Linked DNA regions of Homo sapiens: region 1 is linked to region 2. The links are chromatin loops, found by intact Hi-C in ENCODE. Cell type or tissue: heart right ventricle. All regions are shown on one strand. Each heading gives the region's core, and the rest is flanking DNA. Links, peaks and the distances in the headings are about the cores only. Region 1 overlaps TMEM221 (transmembrane protein 221). Region 2 holds the start of B3GNT3 (UDP-GlcNAc:betaGal beta-1,3-N-acetylglucosaminyltransferase 3).

Region 1 (8,325 bases), core at 320-8,319, 360 kb after region 2:
CGAAATGGCCATACCTTGCTGCAGGGGAGGCTGGGAAATGTGGCTGTCCAGATGGATGAGATTCTGTTACAGGCATAAGGGGAGCGGGGGGCTTAGGCAGTGATTCTCTAAGTGTCTCCATCCATTTCACAGATGAGGAAACGGAGGCCCCAAGAGAGGCAGTGACTCACCAGGGGGCCCACGGCCAGGACTGAGCACCAGAGCCAGGATTCTCACCTGAACCCCATAATCTCCATGCTGCTGATGTGCAAGTCTCAGACTCTGCAAAATCCACTGCACCCCCTCGGGCTGTGAACATTTCAAATCCATGTGTGCCAAGCTTGGAGCAGCCCAGGGCCAGGGGCACGGCTGGAGAGCTGGACCCAGGTTCCTGGCTGTGGACCCATGGCTGAGGGCTTAGCTGCTTTGTGCCTCAGTTTCCTCATCTGTAATATGGGGACACGAAGTGGCCCTGTCTCCAAGGGCTCTGACAAGACACATGACTTCATGTGAGGCATTCCGGGGACCCCCACACAATAGGTCCTCAATGTGTGTTAATCGTTCTCATGCTGCTGCTGCTTTTGGGGTGTAGGCATGGGTAGTTTCTGGGGCTCAAGGAAATAACAGAGGGGTCTCCAAAGGTCTCCTGTCTTGCACAACCCACAAGTAAACTCTGATATTCACTATCTGTGTGTTACTCAATGTTCAATTGTGCTGCGTGGCCAAGCCCAGGCCCATGGGTGGGACTTGGGTCGGGGGAAGGAAGGGCAAAAGTGAGAGCCAGGCCATGCCCCTTGTAGTCCCCAGGCTGGGACGCATGCTCCACCAGTTAGTTTTGTTTGGTTTTGGTTTTGGTTTGAGACAGAGTCTTGCTCTGTCTCCCAGGCTGGAGTGCAGTGGCACAATCTCGGCTCACTGCAACCTCCGTCTCCCAAGTTCAAGCGATTCTCCGGCCTCAGCCTCCTGAGTAGCTGGGATTACAGGCACCCACCACCATGCCTGGCTAATTTTTATATGTTTAGTAGAGACGGGTTCACCATGTTGGCCAGGCTGGTCTCGAACTCCTGACCTCAAGTGATCCCCTGCCTCGGCCTCCCAAAGTGCTGGAATTACAGGTGTGAGCCACTGCTCCTGGCCTTTTTAAAATTTTTTTGAGATGGAGTTTTGCTCTTGTGGCCCAGGCTGCAGTGCAATGGCCCAATCTTGGCTCATTGCCACCTCCGTCTCCCGGGTTCAAGCGATTTTCCTGCCTCAGCCTCCCAAGTAACTGGGACTACAGGAAAGGGCCACCATGCCCGGCTAGTTTTTACATTTTTTGTTTGTTTGCTTTTGAGACAGAGTCTCACTCTGTCGCCTAGGCTGGAGTGCAGTGGCGCGATCTTGGCTCACTGCAACCTCCGCCTCCCTGTTTTAAGTGATTCTCCTGCCTCAGCCTCCCAAGTAGCTGGGACTACAGGCAAGGGCCATCATGCCTGGATAGTTTTTACATTTTTAGTAGAGATGGTGATTTACCATGTTGGCCAGCTGGTCTCGAACTCCTGACCTCAAATGATCCATCCACCTTGGCCCCTCAAAGTGCTACAGGCGTGAGCCACCACGCCTGGCCTGAATTGTATACTTCTAAATGGTTAATTTTATGTTAATGTGATTTTTCACCTCAACACATTTTTAATTTTTTTTTTTTTTTTAAAGAGAGGGGTTTGCTCTATCACCCAGGCTGGAATGCAGTGTTGTGATCATAGCTCATTGCAGCCTCAAACTCCTGGGCTCAAGTGATCCTCCTGACTCAGCATCCAGAGTAGCTGGGACTGCAGGCATGCACCACCACACCTGGTTAATCTTTGTATTTTTTATTTTTGTAGAGATGGTGTTTTGCTATATTGCCCAGGCTGGTCTCGAACTCCCAGGCTCAAACAATTCTACCACAGCCACCCAGTAGCTGGGATTACAGGGGTGTGCCACCATGCTCCCTCCCACACACACAAAAATAAAGCAAGGCCGGCGCAGTGGCTCATGCCTGTAATCCCAGCACTTTGGGAGGCCACGGTGGGCAGATCACGAGGTCAGGAGTTCAAGACCAGCCTGGCCAACTTGGTGAAACCCTGTCTCTACTAAAAATACAAAAATTAGATGGGCATGGTGACGCATGCCAGTAATCCCAGCTACTTGGGAGGCTGAAGCGGGAGAATCGCTTGAACCGGGACCCAGGAGGTGGAGGCTGCAGTGAGCTGAGATTGTGCCACTGCCCTCCAGTCTGGGCTACAGAGCAAGACTCCGTCCCCCACAAAAAAAAAAAAAAAAATACAGAAAATTAGCTGGACATGGTGGTGGGTGCCTGTAATCCCAGCTACTCGGGACGCTGAGGCAGGAGAATCACTTAAGCCAGGGAGGCGGAGGTTGCAGTGAGCCAAGACCGCACCACTCCTCTCCAGCCTGGGCACAAAGCGAGACTCCGTCTCAAAAAATAAATAAATAAAAATAAATAAAAAATTGCACCCTGGGCACCTCAGCAACCTCACCCTAGGCTGGTCCCTGCTCTTCCTCCTGATACCTCAAACTTGAACCTTGGAAATGATAAGGTTCCAACTTGGGAGGCCCGGCTGAAAACCGCCCCCTCGTCTGCACTGCCTGGAAGGGGAGCTGAGTTACCGAGCATCTTCCTATCTCAGCCAGAATCAGGTGAGGCGCAGGGCAAGGCTGGTCCTGGGGCTGCAGCCAAAACCTCCAGACTCCAGGCACCTGATATGGGTTTGGCGTGCGGCTTTCAGAGTGTTCCGGGAGCTGGGCAGACCTGCCTTAAGGAACAGTAATGCAAACTCAGTTTCGTTCTTTACAAACGGAGGTGATCTCCCCTACCCAACAAGCCATAGGCACAAGGCCCCAGTCGAAAAGGGTAGAAATGTCTCCATTAATTCCACAGGCCTCGCAAACACAAGCTCTGTCAGCATTCTGGTATGTTCTAGGGTGTGGACAGTATCTGTCAAAGATGTTCTCTTGCAAGAGGATCACCTGAGGCCAGGAGTTCAAGACCAGCCTGGGCAACATAGGGAGACTCCAGCTCTACAAAAAAATTAAAAATTAGCCAGGCATGGTGGTGCACACCTGTGGTCCCAGCTACTTGAGAGGCTGAGGCAAGAAGATCAGCAGTGATTGAACCACTACGATCCAGCCTGGGCAACAGAGCAAGACCCTATCTGTTTAAAAGAAAAGTAGGCAGGGCACAGTGGCTCACTCCTATAATCCTAGCACTTTGGGAGGCCAAGGCAGTCGGATTGCTTGAGGCTAGGAGTTCAAGACCAGCCTGGCCAACATGGCAAAACCCCATCTCTACTAAAAATACAAAAATTAGCTGGTCATGGCCAGGCGCTGTGGCTCACACCTGTAATCCCAACACTTTGGGAGGCTGAACCGGGCAGATCACTTGAAGTCGGGAGTTCAAGACCAGCCTGGCCAACAAGGTGAAACACCGTCTCTACTAAAAATACAAAGAAAGAAAGAAAGAGAGAGAGAGAGGGAGGGAGGGAGGGAGGAAGGAAAAGAAAGGAAAGAAAAGGAAAAAAGAGATGAAAGAAAGGAAAGGAAAGAAAGGAAAGGAAGAAAGAAAGGAAGAAAGGAAGAAATTAGGCTGGGCGCCGTGGCTCACGCCTGTAATCCCAGCACTTGTGGGAGGCTGAGGCGGGCAGATCACGAGGTCAGGAGATTGAGACCATCCTGGCTAATGCGGTGAAACCTCATCTCTACTAAATACACACACACACACAAATTAGCTGGCCATGGTGGCGGACGCCTGTAGTCCCAGCTACTTGAGAGGCTGAGGCAGGAGAATGGCATGAACCCAAAAGGCGGAGCTTGCAGTGAGCCAAGATTGCGCCACTGCACTCCAGCCTGGGCGACAGAGCGAGACTCCATGTCAAAAAAAAAAGAAATTAGCCGGGGGTGGTGGTGGGCGCCTGTAGTCCCAGCTACTCAGGAGGCTGAGGCAGGAGAATCACTTGAACCCCAGAGATGGAAGTTGCAGGGAACCACAATCACACCACTGCACTCCAGACTGGGTGACAGAGGGAGACTCTGTCTTGGAAAAAAAAAAAAATACTATAGAGACTGGGGTCTCCCTATGTTGCCCAGGCTGGCCTCAAACTCCTGGACTCAAGTGATCCTCCCACCTCAGCTTCCCAAAGTGATGGGATTACAGGGCTGAGCCACAGAGCCCAGCCCCTCTGCCACTTTTGAATACAGGAAGTATAGGGTTTGCCACTAGCAGAGGCCACTCACGGGGAGTCACATCATCCATTCTGCCTGGATGTCAGGCTGCAGAAACCTTCCACCTTCAAAGGCCTGTCAGAGTCAAGAGGTGTTTCTTCAAGAGTCATCAGGGGCAGCTGAGAGACACGGGTCCTATGCATTCTCCCTTACACGTATCCCATGAGATGAGGAATGTTGAGGTTCCCATTGTAAAGATGGAGAAACTGAGGCGCAGAGAAGTTTAAGCCGCAGCTCAAGGTCAGCAGCTATTGAGTAGAGGAGCTGGGATCACGTCTATCCAGAAATGCCACTCTCAGTACCCATGCCCCTGTGGAGCCTGGGAGTAAGCAATAGGAGAGAAACCCACCTGGGCAACATAGCAAGACCCCATCTCTACAAAAGTAAAAATGTAGCCAAGTGTGGTGGCACACACCTATAGTTCCAGCTACTAGGGAGACTGAGATGGGAGGATAGATTGTGCCCAGGAGGTCAAGGCTGCGGTGAGCCATGATTGCACCACCGCACTCCAGCTTGGGTAACAGAGTGAGACCTTGTCTCAAGAAAAGAGAAATGGCCAGGCATGGTGGCTCACACCTGTAATCCCAGCACTTTGGGAGGTCAATGTGAGCAGATCGCTTGAGGTCAGCTGTTCCAGACCAGCCTGACCAACACAGTAAAACCTCATATCTACTAAAAATACAAAAATTAGGCCAGCATGTTGGCTCATGCCTGTAATCCCAGAACTTTGGGAGACCGAGGCGGGTGGATCACTTGAGGCCAGGAGTTCAAGATCAGCCTGGCCAACGTGGTGAAACCCCATCTCTACTAAAAATACAGAAATAAGGACCGGGCACGGTGGCTCACACCTGTAATCCCAACACTTTGGGAGGCCGAGGTGGGCGGATCACTTGAGGTCAGGAGTTCGAGACCAGCCTGACCAACATGGTGAAACCCCATCTCTACCAAAAATACAAAAATTAGCCGAGCGTGGTGGTGGGCGCCTGTAATCCCAGCTACTAGGGAGGCTGAGGCAGGAGAATCGCTTGAACCCAGGAGGCAGAGGTTGCAGTGAGCTGAGACTGCACCATCACACTCCAGCCTGGGCAACAAGAATGAAACTCCATCTCAAAAACAAACAAACAAAAAATTTAGCTGGGCGTGGTGGTGGGCACTTGTAGTCCCAGCTACTTGGGAGGCTGAGTCACGAGAATTGCTTGAACCTGGGAGATGGAGGTTGCAGTGGGCCGACATCGCTCCACTGCACTCCAGCCTGGCGACAGAGTGAGACTCCGTCTCAAAAAAAAAAAAAAAAAAAAAAAAACCAAAAACTACAAAAATTAGCTGGGTGTAGTGGTTCATGCTTGTAATCCCAGCTACTCAGGAGGCTGAGGCAGGAGAATCACTTGAACCCGGGAGGTGGAGGTTGCAGTGAGCTGCCGAGATCGCACCACTGCACTCCAGCCTGGGTCACAGAGTGAGACCCGGTCTCAAAAAATAATAATAATAATAAAAGAAGAGAAGGATAGGCACGGATCCTGGACTTAGTGCTGTGGTTCCCAGGGCCCTCAGCTCCTTCCTCAGTAGCCCAAGATGATGTAAGCTCAGCCCAGAAATGTTAGGATTGATGATACCCAAGTCAGAAGCAGGTGGGGTAGGCTCCATCGGGCCCCTCTAACCCTTGCGTGATGCAGTCCCCAGGCCTGCCTGGGCTCAGAGGACTGGGATTTTGCAGGGTGAGTGGCCCTGTCATCAGTGACAATTGGTCTAGTTGGACCCAAGGCCAGGATGGATCATCCTCAGGCCCCTGGTCACACACAGACTCCCTGAAATGAGATCTGGGGCTGCTTTTGGGGCAGCTGAGAAGGACGGCAGAGAGGACAAACGGCATTTGCTTTCTGGCTGGATCGGGTTCTGTGGCTGGCGCCAGAGGAGCCTGGGCGAGACCTGGCAGATGATCCGTGTGCCGGGAGCCAGGAGATGCAGGCAGGTGCCTTAGCATCAGAGACCTAGTTTTTCCAAGGCAGCTGAAGAGTTTGGGGAAAGGGCGTACGTTTTGCATCATCCCCGCTCACCTCCCCTTCCAGGAGAACGCACTGTCCCCCGTCTCAGATTCCCAGGGCCAGGCCAGGTCTCCGCCCCGACAAAGACTCTCTTCTTGGCCAAACTTGAGTCAGAGTCCTCTGAAATCTCTTCTGCATTGGGCCGTGACCTTGGCTCCCATCCTGTCTTTGATCTGTGTCGCCCAGTTTTAGCAAGAATCCTGCTAAGTCAGTTTCTTGATAGCTGATCGCCCTGGCCTGGCTTCAGCAAGGATCCTATTAAGAGAGTTTAAGGTGACTCCCCAAGCCTTTATAATTTTCTATCCACTGACCCCCCCTTGCCCTGCTCCGTGGCTATAAATCCCCCCTTGGTGACAACTTCGTGGATTCCGAGTTGAGCTCAATCTTCCATGCAGTAGTCTTGAATAAAGCCTTGTTTACTTTTAACAATCATCTGAATTATATATGTGTGTGGATTTTTCTTTTTTCTTTTTTTTTTTTTAAGAGGGAGTCTCACTCTGTTGCCCAGGCTGGAGTGCAGTGATGTGATCTCAGCTTACTGCAACCTCTGCCTCCCAGGTTCAAGCAATTCTCCTGCCTCAGCCTCCCGAGTAGCTGGGACTACGGGCACCCACGACCATGCCCGGCTAATTTTTTTTTTTTTTTTTTTTTGTATATTTAGTAGAGATGGGATTTCACCATGTTGGCCAGGCTGGTCTTGAACTCCTGACCTCGTGATCCGCCCACCTTGGCCTCTCAAAGTGCTGGGATTACGGGCGTGAGCCACCATGCCCGATCATGTGTGTTTTTTTCGTAGAGATGGTGTTTCACTGCTGCCCAGGCTGCCCTTAAACTCCTGAGCTCAACAGATCCTCCCAGCTTGGCCTCCCAAAGTGCTGGGATTACAGGTGTGAGCCACCGCTGCACCCAGTCCCAAATTTTTTTTTTCTTTTTTTTTGAGACAGGGTCTTGCTCTGTCACCCAGCCAGGAGTGCAGTTATGCAATCATAGCTCACTGCAGCCTTCACCTCCCAGACTCAGGCGATCCTCCCACCTCAGCCTCTCGAGTAGCAGGGACTACACAGGCAGGTATCACTATGCCCGGCTAATTTTTAATTTGTACAGACAGGGCCTTGCTGTGTTGCCCAGGCTGGTCTCAAACTCCCGGGGGCTCAAGTGATCCTCTCGCCTCAGCCTCCGATAGTGCTGGCATTACAGGCGTGAGCCACCATGGCTGGCCAACTTTAATTATTTAAAAGCTTGGATGTTTCTTTAGACAACACCGTCCTCACTGTGAGAAAATGACCCTCCCATTAGGCCAGTTTCTGTACCACTACAACTAACAAAGTCTATTGCCGCTAAGAAATAAGCCTTAGCTTTGCTATTTATTTATTCATTTACTTAGAGATAGGGTTTTGCTCTGCACCCAGGCTGTTTTTTTTTTTTTTTTTTTGCAGACAGAGTTTCGCTCTTGTTGCCAAGGCTGGAGTGCAATGGTGCGATCTTGGCTCACCACAACCTCTGCCTCCTGGGTTCAAGCGATTCTCCTGCCTCAGCCTCCTGAATAGCTGGGATTACAGGCATGCGCCACCACGCCCCGCTAATTTTGCATTTTTAGTAGAGACGGGGGTTTCTCCATGTTGGTCAGGCTGGTCTTGAACTCCCGACCTCAGGTGATCCGTCCGCCTCGGCCTCCCAAAGTGCTGGGATTACAGGCGTGAGACACCGTGCCCTGCCTTACTTATTTATTTATTTAGAGACAGGGTCTCACTCTGTCACACAGGCTGGAGTGCAGTGGCGCAATCATAGCAAACTGCAGCCTCGACCTCCTGGCCTCAAGCGATCCTCGTGCCTCAGCCCCCAAAAGTGCTGGGATTACAGATGTGAGACTCCAAGTATGACAGCCTTAGTTCTTCTTTTTCTTTTTGAGATGGAGTTTCACTCTTGTTGCCAAAGCTGGAGTGCAATGGTGCAATCTTGGCTCACTGCAACCTTGACCTCCCGGGTTCAAGCGATTCTCCTGCCTCAGCCTCCCAAGCAGCTAGGATTACAGGCGTGTGCCACC
Region 2 (8,325 bases), core at 142-8,141:
CTGACCTGGCTTGTCTGGATTCCTGAACTCTGGCCTGGAACAGAGAAGCACCAAGGCCCCCTTTTGGTTCTCCCACACCCAGAGCACCTGCCAGGAAATGCCACACCCTAGGGGTGAGAGTGAGGGAGGGTGTCCAGGCTGGACTGAGCAAACACCCAACTGCTCACCTAGGCCATATGGGGGCCCAGCTGCCTGACCTGGGGGCCACACCTCTTCCTCCTGACACCAGCCCTGCCTGGTGTCACCTTGAGAACAGGCCAGTGGGAGGAAGTGATGGCCCCCAGGGCTGGCCCCAGACCTAGACGGCCAGGTGGCTTCCCATGGGCCCTGAATCCCAGATCTGGACTGCAGGAGTCCCCCGCCCAAGTTGAGGGGCGACCTCAGTTTCCTCTTGAGAAGTGTCCATTTAAAAAAATCAGAGCTGGGCATAGTGGCTCATGCCTGAAATCCCAGCACTTTCAGATGCCAAGGCAGGAGGATTGCTTGGGCCCAGGAGTTTGAGACCAGCCTGGACAACATAGTGAGACCCCGTCTCCACACACAAAAAAATTTTAAAATTAGCTGCCTGTGGTGTGCACCTGTAGTCCCAGCTACTCGGGAGGCTGAGGTGGGAGGATCACTTGAGCCCAGGAGGTTGAGGCTGCAGTGAATACAGTGCATGGAGCCACTGTACTCCAGCCTGGGTGACAAAGTGAGTCCCCCACCTCTACAAATAAAACAAACAAACAAAAAGTTTAAATCTGACCCAGAGGAAAAGATGGTCGGGATTCTTGGAACAGGAGTGAATCTGAACAGTGGCTACAGACATAATTAATATAATTATGATGACAGCTGACTGTCCCTGGGCACCCACTGAGTGGCCACAGCTCCTATCCACTCAACTCATCCTCGCCAAGGTCCCATGCCATGAGACCCCCCCTTAACACACAGGGAAACTGAGGCTCAGAGACCTAACGCCAGTCACGCAAGGGCCCCCAGTGGCCAGCAGTACACCTCATCACAAAAATTTCCTTTGACTAAACGCTTCGGGCATCCTCATCCCAGCTGGTTCATTGTTCCACCTCACGGAGGGGAAACTGAGGCCGGTTCAGCAATGTGTCCATGCCACGCAGCCAGGGCCCCTGGAATGCCGCCCAGCCACCTGGCAGGGCCTGCAGCACCGGAACCGCAGGGAGAGACTGGGGGTCACCTGCAGTTCCCAAACCCAACCGGGGACCCCAGCGCTGGCTTGCCCAGATACTCCCAACCAAGGGGCCAATAATCTCAACAACACAGGTAACAGTAACAGCCAAGTCTGACTAAGCGGCATCCGCCTCGGGGGTCTGATCCCGCCCAATCTGGGAGGGGCGCCGGGGTCCCGGGTCGCCAGCTGTGGGGGAGGCTTCCTCCCCGACCCAGGTCCGAGCTGGCCTTGGGAACGCCGGAGACAATTACGGATGGGTGAGGGCAACCGGGTTCTCGAGACTCGGGGCTCCCGAATGTTCCCACATCTGCAGGGTATGCGCGGTGGAGACCGGCAGGGGCTTCTCCAGAGCCACAACTTCCCCACCCCCAAACCCCCACCACTGGGGTCCGCCAGATCCTCCGGGGGCTGCCGACACTCACCCCCAGACGACAGTCCCGCCTCTGCCCCTCTACCTGCTCCTCTCAGCTCGCGAGCCGAAGAAAGAGTTTTTACCTGAGCCAGAGCTCCCGCCCCTCTCCCGCTTCCTCCCTCCCACCGGGCCTCACGCCTTCCTGCCTCCCTCCGCCTTGGCCGCTTGCCAGTCCCCCTCTTCCCAGCTCGGCTGAGTTTCCTGGTGGCCCAGGCGAAGTTCTCTGCCGGCTCCTCCCTCCCCGGCCATGCCTCTTCCCCTCTCCGGTCCCGGCTGCCACCTCTGCCATCCCGCTCTTGCCACCCTCGCCCCTCTCGGGGCTCACGACCCCACCTTGGGTCTGGCCCGCTGCTAGGGAATGAGCTCCCCGTGGCTGGAGATGAACAAGCAGCGCCTTGCGGGTTCCTGGCACAGAGCCCGGTCAGCGTTGGCCCACGTGTGTTCCGTGAAGAAATGATTGGATAAGCCCATGGCGATAAGGAGGGAGGGAGGCAGGTTAAACCTTGCGGCACCTCTGCTCTCTGCGGGGAGTTCAAAGATTCCTGAAGCTGGGGTCGGCGCAGTGGCTCACTCCTGTACTTCCAGAGGCCGAGGGGGGCGGATCGCTGGAACCCAGGAGTTTGAGACCAGCCTGGGCAACATAGTGAGATTCCATCTCTATATTGAAAATAATTCCAGGACCCGAAAACCTACGATGTGCCCCCAGACATCCAGATGCCACCTGCTGGCATTTGGAAGGGTTCTGGAAGTCAACAATCAGACAGATTTGTAGTCTTTTCTTTTTCTTTTTTTCTTGTTTTGAGAGACAGGATCTCGCTTTGTCACCCAGGCTAGAGTACAGTGGTGTGATCTCCGCTCGCTACAATGTCGACCTCCCCAGTTCAAGCAATCCTCCCACCTCAGCCTCCCGAGTAGCTGGGACTACAGGCACCCGCCAGCATGCCTGGCTAATTTTTGTCATTTTTCTAGATATGGGGTTTTGATATGTTGCCCAGGCTGGTCTTAACTGTGGGCCTCAAGTGACCTTCCTGCCTCAGATCCCCAAGGTGCTGGATTATAGATGTGAGCCACTGCACCTGGCCTCAGATTTGTAGATTTTTAGGGTTGGGTTGGCTAGGATTCGAACCCTGCCCTGTGCTGCCTCTGAATCTCTAGGAGATTCTAGCCTGGACCCAGCGTTGGGAGCTCTGGGGTTGGGGAAGTCCAGGTGTGTGAGCTGGGCTATGGTTTCAGGAAACCCCTCCTTCCTCCTTCATCCCTGTTTCTTCCCGAGGAGGAAGCCGAGGTGTATATGTGGCCTGTCTGTGCCTCAGTTTCCTCACCTGTAAAATGTAAGAAATAGCCCCTGGGTACTCTGGATGGGAGAGGTCTGGGGAGTGAACCCTCAGAGCAAATGCATGATTAAAACTGTATGGAGGGCAATTACCGGAAATGTCATAGTGTCAAATGTGGCACTACTGGCCTCGGTTCTGGATGCACACACTTTCTTACTGTGGTACATCCTTGGACTTTGATTCAGAGTCTATGCTCACCCTGTTGGGTCCCTGGGTTCACCAAGTCATGGCCCCAGGAAGGGATTTGTCGGCCGGGAAGGAGCCGGAACCAAAAGTCCCATCCTGGGCGGGCGGGGTGGCTCAACCCTATAATCTCAGCATTTTGGAAGGCCGAAGTGGGCAGATCATGCCGGTAATCCCAGCACCTTCCAAAGGCCAAAGTGAGGGGATCACCTGAGGTCAGGACTTTGCGATCAGCCTGGCCAACATGAAGAAACCCCGTCTCCACTAAAACATACAAAAATTAGCCAGGCATACTGGCGGGTGCCTGTAATCCCACCTACTCGGGAGGCTGAGGCAGGAGAATCACTCGAACCCAGGAGGTGGAGGTTGCAGTGAGCAGAGATCATGCCACGGCACTCCAGTCTGGGAGATAGAGTGAGACTCCATCTCAAAAAAAAAAAAACAAAAAACAAAAATATTAGCCAGGTGTGGTGGCGGGCGCCTGTAATCCCAGCTACTCAGGAGGCTGAGGCAGGAGAATCACTTGAACCTGGGAGGCAGAGGTTGCAGTGAGCCAAGATCGCACCACTGCACTCCAGCCTGGGCGACAGAGTGAGACTCCATCTCAAAAAAAAAAAAAAAAAAAAGTACCATCCTGTGACAGGGTCCCCGCCCATCCCCTCCTCCACCAGGTACTGGCCCTCCAGAATTCAGGCTGCTGGGAGGATGTGAGCTCTAGCCCCGCCCCACTCACCCAGGGAAACTGAACCCTCCCACCCTTTTCCCATGTGTAAGACATACAGATACCCTGAGCCCCCAGACCTTTTAAACCGGGTGCTTCCGGGGTTCACTGGACGCAATAGAGTGAATTCTGGTGCTGGAGGGCCCGGGTTCAAATCCGGACTAGAATGACCCTATGATCCCGCCATTGCCCTTGTAGGTATCTACCCAAAGGAGTTGAAAACAGGTGTTGAAACAAATGCTTGCATAGGGAAGTTCATAGCAGCATGATTCACAGTGTTCTTTTCAGCTGCTTGGGTGGTGATCACCCACCCAAGTGTCCAGTGGATGAATGGATAAACAACATGTGGTCCATCAGTGGAGTCTTGAGTTTTTTTTTTTTTTGTTTTTTTTTTTTTTTTTGAGACAGAGTCTCGCTCTGTCACCCAGGCTGGAGTGCAGTGGCAGGATCTTGGCTCACTGCAACCTCCACCTCCCAGGTTCAAGCAGCTCTCTTGTCTCAGCCTCCCGAGTAGCTGGGATTATAGGCACCTGCCACCACGCCCGGCTACTTTTTGTATTTTCAGTAGAGACGGGGGTTTCACCATGTTGCCCAGGCTGGTCTTGAACCCCTGACCTCAAGCAATCCACCCGCCTCAGCCTCCCAAAGTGCTGGGGTTACAGGTGTGAGCCACTGTGCCCTGCCTGGAGTCTTTTTCAGCCATCAGAAAGACTGAAGTCCTGGCCAGTAGCTCACGCCTGTAATCCCAGCACTTTGGGAGGCTGAGGCAGGCAGATCACTTGAGGTCAAGAGTTCGAGACCAGCCTGGCCAACATGGCAAAATCCCTCTCTACTAAAAATACAAAAATTAGTTGGGCATGGTGGCGCATGCTTGTAATCCCAGCTACTCGGGGAGCTGAGGCAGGAGAACTGCTCAAATCCAGGAAGCAGAGGTTGCAGTGAGCCCAGATCATGCCACTGCACTCCAGCCTGGATGACAGAGCGAGACTCTGTCTCAAAAAAAAAAAAAAAAGAGAGAGATTGAAGTCCTGATAAGAGATTGAAGTCCTGATCCCTGCTACAACAGGGATGAAATAAAAAACACGATGCTGAGTGAAAGAAGCCAGACACAAAAGGCCACATGTCGTATGATTCCATTTATGTGAAATGCCCAGAACAGGCAAATCCACAGAGACAGGAAGCTAATTAGTGGTTGCCAGGAGCTGTGGGAGGGGAAATGGGGCATGACTGCTGAAGGGGACAGGGTTTCCTTTCGGAGGGGATGAAAATGTGCACAAATTAGATAAAGGGTGTGGTTGCACATATTATGAATATACTGAAACTCACTGAATTGTTCATTTTAAAGTGGTTCATTTTTTGTTTTGTGAATTTCAGCTCAAAAGAAAATCCAATTAGGCCACTTATCAGCTGGGGGTGGCCTCTGACATGTGGCCCAGTTGATGGTGCTGTGCCAATGGATCACTCTGTACCACAGCTGAGGTTTTAAGGCCACCCGGGTGGAAGAGACCAGGGCATGTAAACTGCATAATGGCATCACGCCTGCCCGGGGTTGGCAGGTTTAACGGGTTCCGCGCCCTCTCTCTTGGAATTCACTCTTCTGAGATAGGTCACGTCACACCTGCTCTGGAAGGCTGGGCAGTTAGGAGGCCACACCTGGGAAAAGTGCCTTCTGCGCTTTTTTGTTTGCTTGTGTTTTTTTGTTTTTTTTGTTGTTGTTGTTGTTGTTTGTTTGAGACGGAGTCTTGCTCTGTCATCAAGGCTGGAGTGCAGCGGCGCCATCTGGGCTCACTGAAACCTCTGCCTGCCGGGTTCAAGCAATTCTCCTGCCTCAGCCTCCCGAGTAGCTGAGATTACAGGCACCTGCCACCACGCCCAGCTAATTTTTGTTTTCTTAGTAGAGATGGGGGTTTCACCATGTTGGCCAGGCTAGTCTCGAACTCCTGGCCTCAAGTGATCCACCGGCCTGGGCCTCCCAAAGTGCTGGGATTACAGGCGTGAGCCAATGCGCCCAGCCCTGTTTGTTTGGTTTCTTTTTTGAGATGGAGTCTCTGTCTCCCAGGCTGGAGTGCAGTGGCATGTTCTCAGCTCACTGCAACCTCCTCGTCCTGGGCTCCAGAGATTCTCCTGCCTCAACCTCCCGAATAGCTGGGATTACAGGCGCCCACCACCACGCCTGGCTTATTTTTGTATTTTTAGTAGAGATGGGGTTTTATCATGTTGGCCAGGCTGGTCTCGAATTCCTGACCTCAAGTGATCCACCTGCCTTGGCCTCCCAGAGTGCTGGAATTACAGGCATGAGTCACCATGCCCAGATGCCTTCTTCATTTTAAAAGGTGCCCAGCCTCATTTGTGTCCCCAGGAAGGCAAATAAAAGCTACTAGGAGGTGCCATGTACCCGCCACTTATCAGACAGGGAAGAACCCATGCCCAGATTAGGCTACATTATGAGGAGGTGGTGGCAAACAGATTTTGATTTTGTCACCTCTATAAAGCTCAGCTCTGATACCCAGGGCCCCATGGATGTCTGACACCCAGTGGCCCCATGGATGCCACTACTCTCTGACACCCAGAGCCACACCCACTGGGCAGGTGTGGTCTCTGAATTTACAGCCTAGGTGCTAAGACCTGCAAGGGAGAAGACATGAAGGGCTGGGAAGTCCCTGGGCTGTTTGTAGCCAGACAGGGCAGGTGCTGCAGCCACCTCTGCCCCCATTTGATGCCCCAACTCCTATAATCATCCTTCCTTCCTACAGCTGACGTTTTTGTTGTTTTTGTTTTGTTTTGTTTTGATACAGGGTCTCACTCTGTCACCCAGACTGGAGTGCAGTGGTACAATCTGGGCTCATCACAACCTCCGCCTCCCAGGCTCAAGCGAGTCTCCTGCCTCAGCCTCCCAAGTAGCAGGGATTACACGTGCACACTACTACCGCCTGGCTAATTTTTGTATTTTTAGTGGAGACGGGGTTTCACCATGTTGGCCAGGCTGGTCTTGAACTCCTGACCTCAAATGATCCACCTGCCTCGGCCTCCCAAAGTGCTGGGATTATAGGCATGAGCCACCCTACCTGGCCTATTTAAGAGACAGTATCTCACTCTGTGGCTGCCCAGAGCCTTGGAGAGCACCAGTGTGATCTTAGCTCACTGTAGCCTCAACCTCCTGGGTTCAATTGATCCTCCTGCCTCAGCCTCCCAAGTAGCTGGGACCATAGGCGTGTGCCACCATGCTGGGTCAATTTTCCTATTTTTGTAGAAACAGGGGGTCTTGCTATGTTGCCCAGGCTGGTCTTGAACTCCTGCTCTCAAGTGATCCTCCTGCCTCGGCCTCCCAAAGTGTTGGGATTACAGGCGTGAGCCACGGTGCCCGACTCTCAGCCAATGTTAATTATGCACTTGCTTTGTGCCAAGAATGCTCCCTGAACCTCTCCCAACTACAGGATTCCTCCCATCTTACAGACAAGGAAACTGACGCACAGCCAGAGGCACTCTCTCTTTGGAGGACAGGGTGGGATGATCAGAGACAGCGCACAGCAAGTCTCAGGCCAAATCCTGCCTCCTACTTCCTTCCTTCTGAGCTTCATCCAGTCTGGGCTTGCTCCCTGGGGTCTGTACAGCCTCAAGGTCAGGAACACGGGCCCTGGTTCCCTGAATATCCATCAGGACCCAAGACTGTCCACTGGGCTCAGACCTGCTCCCCACTGCAGTCTGCTGTTACTGCTTCTGTCCTGCCCTCCCCAGTGGGCCATTCTTGCACACCTGCACCAAGGTCCACCCTCCTCCTGGGGCTCCCAAAGCTGCCTGGTACTAGTGGGGGTTTTGCCCTGTAGTTGGCACTCTTCTAAGTGTGTGACCTCCCACAGATATCCAGTGAGGTGAGTTGCAGATGAGCTGAGGCTCAAGTCCCGTGCTTAAAGTCACACAGCCAGTGGCCGCCAAGCAGGCTCCTCACTCAGGCTTCCTATCTCCACTTCCTGGGTTCCAAGAACTTTGTCCTGCTCATAGCTCTCTCTCTGCTACATGGTATACAGTAGATACTCAATTAATATTTGTAGGTTGACTAATTGCTTCCTCATTGAACTAACAACCTTCCATCACTTTGCTTGGGATGCCCATTCCTATCTTGCAAACTCCTACTCATACCTCAAAACCTCATTTATAATGCCCCCTCCTTAGAAAGTCTTCCTGACTGCTTGGGAAGACTCCTGACACCCCTTTCTGGGCTTCTGTAGTCCTCCTCCCTCCCTATAGCCCACCTCTGAGCCCATGGGGCTGGGGTATCTGTGTTGTTCTTTCTCTCCCAGAATGGCCCTGTACCGGTTGAGCGCAGTGCAGGGAGGGAGGTACATTAGGTCTCTCGTATCCATCCACCTTCTCTTCCTCCCCTCTCTGGCAACGCAAAGGATACTTCCTGGAGCAGGAAAAGGTTTCCTTTTTTATTTTATTAGAAAATAAAGTGTTTATTCAAAGAACATTAAAAGGCCGGGACCTGTGTGGG

The links. A loop is a pair of places that touch in the nucleus more often than their neighbours do. Peaks named below come from ENCODE experiments on the same cell type or tissue, not always from the same donor. Only the 100,000 strongest peaks of a DNase experiment are listed, where the experiment ranks them.
Region 1: a loop joins it to region 2, with 6 times the contacts of the local background. A loop is called at or near these places in 3 of 110 quality-filtered maps.

What each region holds. Positions count from the first base shown.
Region 1 is chr19:17,427,849-17,436,173 of GRCh38, reverse strand. TMEM221 (transmembrane protein 221) reads left to right here. Exons shown (of 3, transcript NM_001190844.2): 3 at 1-665. Among named protein-coding and RNA genes, the nearest start is that of MVB12A, 12 kb to the right of the region's middle. In heart right ventricle, for the core only: no CTCF peak of the experiment used is centred there; no DNase peak of the experiment used is centred there.
Region 2 is chr19:17,788,487-17,796,811 of GRCh38, reverse strand. B3GNT3 (UDP-GlcNAc:betaGal beta-1,3-N-acetylglucosaminyltransferase 3) reads right to left here and starts at 1,674. Exons shown (of 3, transcript NM_014256.4): 1 at 1,606-1,674. It overlaps FCHO1 (FCH and mu domain containing endocytic adaptor 1), which reads right to left. Exons shown (of 29, transcript NM_015122.3): 29 at 8,251-8,325. RefSeq lists enhancers at 1,081-1,778, 1,779-2,476. In heart right ventricle, for the core only: no CTCF peak of the experiment used is centred there; no DNase peak of the experiment used is centred there; H3K27me3 peaks cover 4,799 bases.